2 separate regions of the Mus musculus genome follow, and region 2 is linked to region 1. The links are chromatin contacts, found by Hi-C or POLR2A ChIA-PET in ENCODE. All regions are on one chromosome and are shown on one strand. The core of a region is the stretch at or near the end of the contact, and the rest is flanking DNA. Distances in the headings are between cores, read along the strand shown.

Evidence for each region. A loop is a pair of places that touch in the nucleus more often than their neighbours do. ChIA-PET counts read pairs that join two places held with the same protein, here RNA polymerase II (POLR2A).
Region 2: a loop to region 1 is called in a map of heart, with 5 times the contacts of the local background. The contact joins the promoter of Ubl5 here to the promoter of Zfp317 in region 1. A Hi-C loop is called at or near these places in 1 of 37 maps with a recorded cell type or tissue (heart). POLR2A ChIA-PET finds 5 or more read pairs at or near these places in 1 of 5 experiments (embryonic stem cell).

The regions. Positions count from the first base shown.
Region 1 is chr9:19,620,024-19,624,255 of GRCm38, reverse strand. It overlaps Zfp317 (zinc finger protein 317), which reads right to left and starts at 2,165. Exons shown (of 9, transcript NM_172918.4): 1 at 1,971-2,165.
Region 2 is chr9:20,641,310-20,645,541 of GRCm38, reverse strand. It overlaps Ubl5 (ubiquitin-like 5), which reads right to left and starts at 2,206. Exons shown (of 5, transcript NM_025401.4): 1 at 649-2,206; 2 at 283-349; 3 at 53-136. The coding sequence starts at 338. Fbxl12 (F-box and leucine-rich repeat protein 12) reads left to right here and starts at 2,736. Exons shown (of 3, transcript NM_013911.3): 1 at 2,736-3,338; 2 at 3,446-3,518. The coding sequence starts at 3,253.

The DNA.
Region 1 (4,232 bases), core at 916-3,415:
TTTGGGAAGATGGCTGGCATGAGCCTGAAATAGAAAAGGAAAACTTAACAGTAAAACACACACACACATACACACACACACACACACACACACACACACACAAACAAGCAAACGCAGCAAGAAGTTCCTAATGTCAGGAAAATGTGTCCTTTCTAAACTTAGTTACTACTGAAAAGTCAATTGTCCTAATTCCATTATGCTTGAAAAAAAACAAAAACAAAAACTCCATTATTTGCTTATTCACTCGATATACCAGCATTATATTGGTCAAGCACAAGATATTTCAATTCACCTGAAATACAGCAGGGGAAAAAAGAGCAGAAAAAAAGAAAACACAATAGAAGAGTACAGCAATACAGAAGGAAAAGAAAAGGACGATAAAAACAAACAGATGAACAAAATTAAAAACAACAAACAAAAAACAAAACACCTCCAGAAAAAGACAAGTTCCTTGACATAAAAATAGAAAAAATTCCAGCATATGGGAAGCCAATTTTACTTAAGAGTCAGAAGGAAAGCAGGGTCATCTATGATTGTGCTAGATAAACTCACTACCAATATTTCAAATCTCCATCCAAACCAGGATATAACAAATGTGTATAATTAAAAGGAAGCATATTTACTTATTTTAGTCAGGTGACAGAACTGCCTATGAACAACATCCAAATACTGTACTAAATTAGTAGAAATATATATTTTAGAAATAATCTTGATCTCAAATTCATAAAGTATAACAGCTTGAAGAAAATGTTATTGAAAACACAGGTAAGGAACAACAATATGAACCACAGAATTCTAAGGTGGGGGATAGGGGACTTTTGGGACAGCATTTGAAATGTAATGAAGAAAATACCTAATAAAAAATTAAAAAAAAAAAAAAAACAAGTAGAAAAAAGGTTGAGAGGAAAAAAAAAGAAAATACACTTAAAATCAAATTGCTCAGCTATATAAACAGATTAACTATAAAATTTAATGGCATAAAAATGTCAATATTCTAAAGACTAAAATACAGACCCAACACACCTTGGAGAGAGAAATGCAGCATCTGGGTTTTACATCTCATTTTAAAATATAAGGTGTGACACTATTGAAAAGTGACTACCTTTTGAGTTTAAGATACTTGGTGCAATGGGATACTTGGATCAGTAGAAAAATGATTTCATTAAAATACATAATAGTATTGGGGGAACAGCAAAATCCACATATTTCACTATAGGGGAGAGAAAATATGTACTATAACAAGAGCACACGAGTCTTTAATGATCTCCATCATAATCTAGCTTATAAATTCACTAAATGGTCATCGTTTTAATATTTTTTCATAATATAAAAATTGCCATTTTATTTAAAATTTAAGTGTTCAATTTCCCTGGCACCTATCATGTTCATTATTGTGTAACCATCATCACTAACTTCTAAAGTCATGTTTATTACTTACGGATACCATTGTCACCTTGTAGACTACAAACAAAAATTTGGCCTCTGCAAAAAACATAGCTATTGCTATCTTTAATTATCTTTAATTATATGTTTATTGAAGTTGTGGCTTTTATATAAAAGCTTGGAAAAATATTATGGAAAAAGTTCAAAGTATTTAATTAGATTAACTTTCAAATTAAATTACAACTATGTTTACAAGTAATTTATTCACATGAGGATTGTCAGCCAACAAACGCATAAAGCAACTGATGATTTAACATAATAGAAAAGGTATTAGGCAAGTTTCACAATAACAAAAAGAAAAAGGTGTGCACATATCAATGATAGTTTTAGGAAGGAAACCCATGCTAAGAGCAATCACTGTCATTCCGACACCCCTGAACATCCTGGTCTACATATTTTAAAACCTCTCCTGGGTCGCCAGGATGGGGACCTCAAGGCACGCCTCCTAAGGTTTCTGCTGTCCTCATCCCGGCCACAGCCCTCCGCTTCCTGGAGCTAACGGGTTAAGTGACGAACCACGGGCTTACCAGACTGAGGGTGGAATCCAGGAAGCGGAAGTCTCCGCGGCTAAGGCGGAAGAACTAGAAGTTCACGCAAGGCCCCGGAATGCTTCAGAACGCTTCGGGGAACAGGAGGGTCCAAACACAGGGGAAACCCCAACTATCCTTTCGCACATGTGACTTCCACTAGCTCCCCGAAGCAATGGCTTCTACTTCACGTCCGTCTTCGAAATCTCGCGAAACTTCATAAGCCTTTTATAACGTGAAACCTTCACGGCGTGCATCTTGGGAAATGGAGTTTGATAACCTTAATGAGCCGTGCATTCTTGGTGAACTAGGAACTCTCGCGAAACCGATTAATTGCTTCTAAATGAGATTGAAATGGTTTATGGGAAATGTAGTTTCTACGTTGGACGGCCCTGACAAGGGTTTATGGGAAATGTAGTTTCTAGTTGGACGGCCCTGACAAGGATGCTCAAGTAGAATATATATATGTGTGTATGTGTGTATGTGTGTATGTGTGTATGTGTGTATGTGTGTATGTGTGTATGTGTGTATGTGTGTATGTGTGTATGTGTGTATGTGTGTATGTGTGTATGTGTGTATGTGTGTATGTGTGTATGTGTGTATGTGTGTATGTGTATATGTGTATATGTGTATATATGTATATATGTATATATGTATATATGTATATATATGCTTTTTCCAAGTTCTAATTGCACCACATCATCTTATGGGCCTGCCTTCAGCTTGTTCTTCTTTCTAAGATCATCAACCTGAACCTGTTAGCAGTCACTCTTCCTACTTTAAATATTGTATGCAATCACTATAACCCATAACCCATACCTATACCCCCAAAACTACACTGCCTTACTTAAGATATTTAGACACATATTTAAATACTGAAAACACACCCAACCTAACCTCAAATATAGCAGCTTTATCAACTTGTTCGTTTCAAAATCGGTGTCAACACAAAACTACTCTTGCCGCAGATAAATTTGTTCACAAACAAATACCAAAGACCATGACCCAGAAACACCAACTGAGGGTGTGACAAAAGACAAATTTTTGCCAAGGAACTGCACACATGGGATTTTATTAGTCATAGAATGAAAAGAGTGAAAGATCAAGGCATTTAATAAATATGATGGGTGATAGATTAATATCTTGCAGAAAAGTAGGACAAAAAACTCTGCTGTGTATCTGTGTTGCTATCTATAGCATTGTAAGTTTTTAGGATTGATTAAGATTATTCATGTCTTAATAATATATGTTAAAGAATTTCATAAAGGTTGTTCAGCCAGATATAGGGATGGGCAATGAAATGAACTGAGGATACTGGAAATTGCCTAAGTTAATTTGATTTATGATAGTATTTGAACTTCACATGAAGTTATAAAGTTCTCATAACCATAGTATTTCTGCATTATCAACCTATCCTCTCAGCATGGACCATGAAAATCATGATACTATTAAAGATTAAAGAATCTTCAAAGTTAGTATACATTTGTATTCTCTTTTTCCTTTCTTTTCTTTTCTTTTCCTTTTTTTCTTTTCCTTTCTTTTCTTTCTTTCTTTCTTTCTTTCTTTCTTTCTTTCTTTCTTTCTTTCTTTCTTTTTTTTTGGCAGTAGGGAAATTTCAGATAGTAGCAGTCAACATTTTTATACTTCTATTTGTCAACCTGCATTCACTAATTCACAAAATATTACTCATTTTACCTTGAATGGGTCAATTTAACACTAGCATCTACCACACTGAGAGTCAAAAATGTTACCAGGTAGCATCTGAGACATACAGCAATGATTTCCAGGCTCTTGCTGTAACTCTGTTGCTGTTTGAAGGTAAAATTGTAGCCACAAGCTTATGTAGCTGACCAATACAGGGACATCTGTTTATGCAATCTGTGTAACCTTTAGGAACTGGAACTTTGATAGAGTCACTAGAGTGGGTAGGTCTTGAGGTTTGAGAGTCTGATTCCGGTTCCATTTGCTCAGTGCTTCTTAACAGCAGATGCAATATGACAAGCTGCTTTATCCCCTACTGCCAGGATTTCCCAACCAGAATGGACTGAATCCTCTCAAACTATAAGCCCAAATAACTCTTTAATTTTAAGTTACTTCTTGTTATTTATGTTGTCACAACAATAAGGTAAGTAACAAATAGAACTGTGTAAAAATAATGGTCCTACCAAAAGCAAACTTTAGATTCAATGTAAAATTCACATCAAATTTTAAACAAATTCTTCACAAAATTTGAAAGGACAATTTTCAGCTTCATTTAAACAC
Region 2 (4,232 bases), core at 957-3,456, 1.0 Mb before region 1:
TGAGGTGCTCACCCCAACCGAAACCTTCTAGCCTAATACTGCACTTACTTACCACTTTTTAAGAACGATCTTGTTCCAGCGGGTGCCAGTTTGAGCAGCTATCAGTTTCTTCAAGTCGCCGATGGTGTCATCGGTGCTGGGCACGAAGGAGTTAAGGTAAATGAAAGGAAGAGGTAGACCGAGGAAGACGTAATCAGGCCTCCCCATAAGCGTCATTTAACTGAAACCATCCAACACCACCATCTGCCCCAGAGCCACTGCCAGTCACCCCTCGGTGGATACTTGCACTTAACGCGGACTTTCTTTCCGAGACGGTCGTTGCAAACCACCTCAATCATTGTGGCTGGAGCTACACCAGGTGGAGGGAGGGATGAAAAGCAACAGAGTCAGGCCTTTCGGGGTCGCCCAGGTTCCTAAAGCCCCTTCCTAGGTTGAGCTCTCTGGTCACAGTTCCCCTAACACCAGATGCAATCCCCTGCAGCCCCAGTCTACAGTTTCAATTGCCCGGACTACAGACAGTCGCGACTCCGCCCCTTAACTGCGGCAGTCCGGGCCCCAGACTCACCCGGCTTTGCCTCCCGCAACCCCTAGGTTCCCAAGTCTTGGCAGCTTCCCGTGATCTCGGGCCTCTCATTTTAGCCTTCTCACCTCCAATATCCTCGAACCTATCGACGACACAACTCGTAGCTCGAGCGAGGAACCCCGGCCGGAGTTAAGCCTGCAAACAGGAAGCGGAAGTGATATAACGGAACCACCGGCCCTTAGGTGCTTCCGGGTTCCGGGCTAGGATTTGCGATTCTGTTGCGCAGTGTGGATGAGCTGGGACTTGCTAAGAATGGATTTACAGCGGACGTTGGAACTGGTGTTGGAGATTCCTTCATCATGGAAGAAACCTAAAGGATCTCAGCGGCGGGGTGCTCGACTACTCCCAAGCCAGACAATCCTCCTACCGCGGAATCCCGGCTGCAGGTGTGCCGAAATGGAGTCATGCAGGGCCTGTGGCTTTCTGCTTTCATTCAAAGCTCAGCCTCAAACCCTGTGCTTGCTTCCCCGCCCCTGGTCGTAGTGACCGTTTCAGAGACTCCAGGGGTGCAGGCTGCAGTTGATGAAAACTAAGTCGGATCCTGGTTGAGAGGCCATGCATGTTGCGTACCACTCCGCGTGTCCGTGTCCTGCCTGCGAAGATGTTGGAAATAGCATACGGGGAAAGAGCTTTTGCTTTGATTCTTTAATCTTGTTCCAGATTAAAGAATCGCGAGAGCTGGTGGGAGAGGAATCCCTTCTTAAATTCAACCAGTTTTGCCTCTATTGAGCGATTTCTTCTTAGCAGACAGGATTCTTAGCAAGGTAAGCATATATTGACTCAAGAAAAAGAAAAGTCTTACCCAGCGCCTTGTGCTTACCTAATACGACTTATACAAAATTTAATCCTTATGCGTAGGCAGCAAAAGGCATTATTCTTGCTTTCTATTGCGGCTGTGGCCACGCCTCCCTGGCTTGGCCGTCCTGCTGGCCCCTCACTCCCATCCCAGTCACACCTTTCAGTTTCGAATGAAGTCCTGTTCTGTGTCTTTAGTGCTTAGATATGTTCCAGTCTCCCCAATGCCTCGTTTCCGTCCTGAAAAGACTTCTCAGGCTTTACCGGATTCGTTTCCGTCTCGAAAAAAAACTTCTCAGGCTTTAAGTCTCTTGGCATACATACAAGAAAAGTGGTGGGGTTTGTTTTTCTTGTTTTGTTTTGGTATTTGTTTTAGTGTTGGAGGTCGAACCTAGGGCCTGCTAAGCATGCTTACCAGCCAAAGGCTCTCCCACTGAGCTGCACACCCAGTTCCTGGTTTAGCTCTTGTTTCTGTCTCCAGCGATGCTTTTAGGGCCCCCGTCGCTGCTCTTATCCATTCTTCCAGTCATAAGTCTCCCAGCCTGTCCCTTTGTCGCCCAGCCATTCCAAACTTGATTCCATCCCCTATATCGGACCTTGTTCCGCCTAAGCTAGGTTTTACAAGTTTAGTCTTCAGGCGCAATTAGGATCCCTAGTCCTTGAGCCCCTTCCCACACAAGTCATGGTTTCTGGGTTTGTTGCTCTGTTAACTTTTCCCTGCTCAAGTCATGCCTCCTGGGTATACATACGGTCTGGTCGCAGGCTGATCTCTGCCTTGGCAGTAACCCTAAGCCTTTTCCAGCACAAGCCAAACCTCCGCACGCCACTAGTCGCTTAGCTCTAGACGCGCCCCTTGTCTCTTCCTACTGAAGCCACGCCTTCCCATTGTTGTGGACGGCCTCCAATCAGCTCCTCTGCCGCTGGCCACACCCTTCCACTCGGCGGCGCTTTTTCAAATGCTAGTACTTTGGCCTTGTTTGCAACGCCTGCTGCCCTTCGTCTCTGTCTTTTATCCTCTCTCCCAGAGTCCCACTTTGGGAGTTTGCTGCTTTTCCTCTGACTGGCCTCCAGGCCCCCGGGCCCCCGGGCCCCCGGGCCTCCTGGCCCCTGGGCCCCTTGGCCACGCCTCAGGACCACTCCCCGCCCGTCGGAGCCACGCTTTCTAGGCGTGTTGCTTTCTTCATCCCAGCTTGCGTGGGGTCTACCTGCCTCTGCTCGCCACGTCTCCCGGCTATGACTACGCCCTGAGCCCCCTCCTCGCCAGAGTCACGCCTTCTGGGTTGTCTGCTGACCCCATTTGGGTTTGCTGCTTATACTTAGCTCCACCTCATGGCCACGCCCCCGAGGCATTCTTCACCTTCAGCCTTCTGGATTTGCTGTTAGCCTTCCTCTTGGCCCTGGCCACGCCTCGTGCCCCCTCCTCCACCAAGCCACATCCAGGTTTTCCTAGAGTCACGCCTTCTGGGTTGTCTGCGGACCCCTTTTGGGTTTGCTGCTTATACTTAGCTCCACCTTATGGCCACGCCCCCGAGGCACTCGTCACCTCCAGCCTTCTGGGTTTGCTGTTCGTCTTCCTCTTGGCCCTGGCCACGCCTCGTGCCCCCTCCTCTCCCAAGCCACATCCAGGTTTTCCTATTTCCAGTTCCATCCGCTAGCCAAGCCAGTCAGGCCTAGTCAGTCTCTAGTCTTGACCTCTAAACGGTCGTCAGCCCGCGCCTGTCCAGTCCCGGGGCCTCGGGCACTTTCCTAGAAAAGTAGGGATTCTCGGCGGGCCTCTGAAAGTCGCGCCGGTTTGGCCAGTCCGACCACCCCAGCGCTGTCCAGGGAACGCGGCCTCGCCGCCACCGGAAACGGAAGCGTGCGACAGCTGGACCATGGCGACTCTGTTTGACCTCCCAGACTTGGTGCTCTTGGAGATCTTCTCTTACCTCCCTGTCCGGGACCGGATCCGCATCTCCAGGTGCCGCCCCGCTCCTCGGGGGAAAGAGCCGGGCATGGGCTCGGCAGGAGATGCGGATCCGGTCCTAGCGGGCCGGGGTCGTTCTAACGGCCGGTCCACTCCTCCAGGGTCTGTCACCGCTGGAAGAGGCTAGTGGATGACCGGTGGCTATGGCGACACGTCGACCTGACGCTCTACACGGTATGCGGGACCCGGGAGCGGTGCGGGGAGAGCCACCCCCTGCCCTGGGACATGGGGGTGGGGGTTGCTTTATTTTGCTTTCTAGTGTTTGTTTGCTGTTTGTTTTATTTATTTATTTTTGATAGTTTCTTGAGGCTTTTATTTTTCTGGATTTTCGTTGGTGTTGCTTCTTGGGGGGCTGAGGGGGTTGTTTTGAGACAGGGCCTCTAGGCCAGGCTGACTTCAGCTTCCTATGAAGCCGAGGCTGAGCTTGATACCTACCTCGACCTTCTAAATATTGGGATTAGCAGCGTGGGCCCCATGTGTGGTTCCTGTGCTACTGGGAATGCAATTTAGGTTTCTTGAATGCTAGGAAGGAACACCTCTGAGTCACGTACTGGTTTCCAACTAACCACCCCCTGCAACAACCTCCTGAGTGCTGAAGTTACAGCTGTAGGAGAAGGCCCAGGAAGTGTTTGGGTTTTGTTTGTTTGTTTGTTTGTTTGTTTTCTCGAGGAAAAATTTCTCTGTAGCCCTGGCTGACCTGGAATTCTGCTTCTCCAGTGCTGGGACTAAGGGTATGCACCACCATACTCTGCTGGTTTGGTATTTAAGTGAGTTCGTGCTTGGAATTTTTCTGCCTGTCCTAGTGCCAGCCTTTACCTCCCCTTCAATGCTCAGACCTCAGTTTCTCATCTAAGATATGGGGATTAAAAATAATGCTTGTAGGCCAGG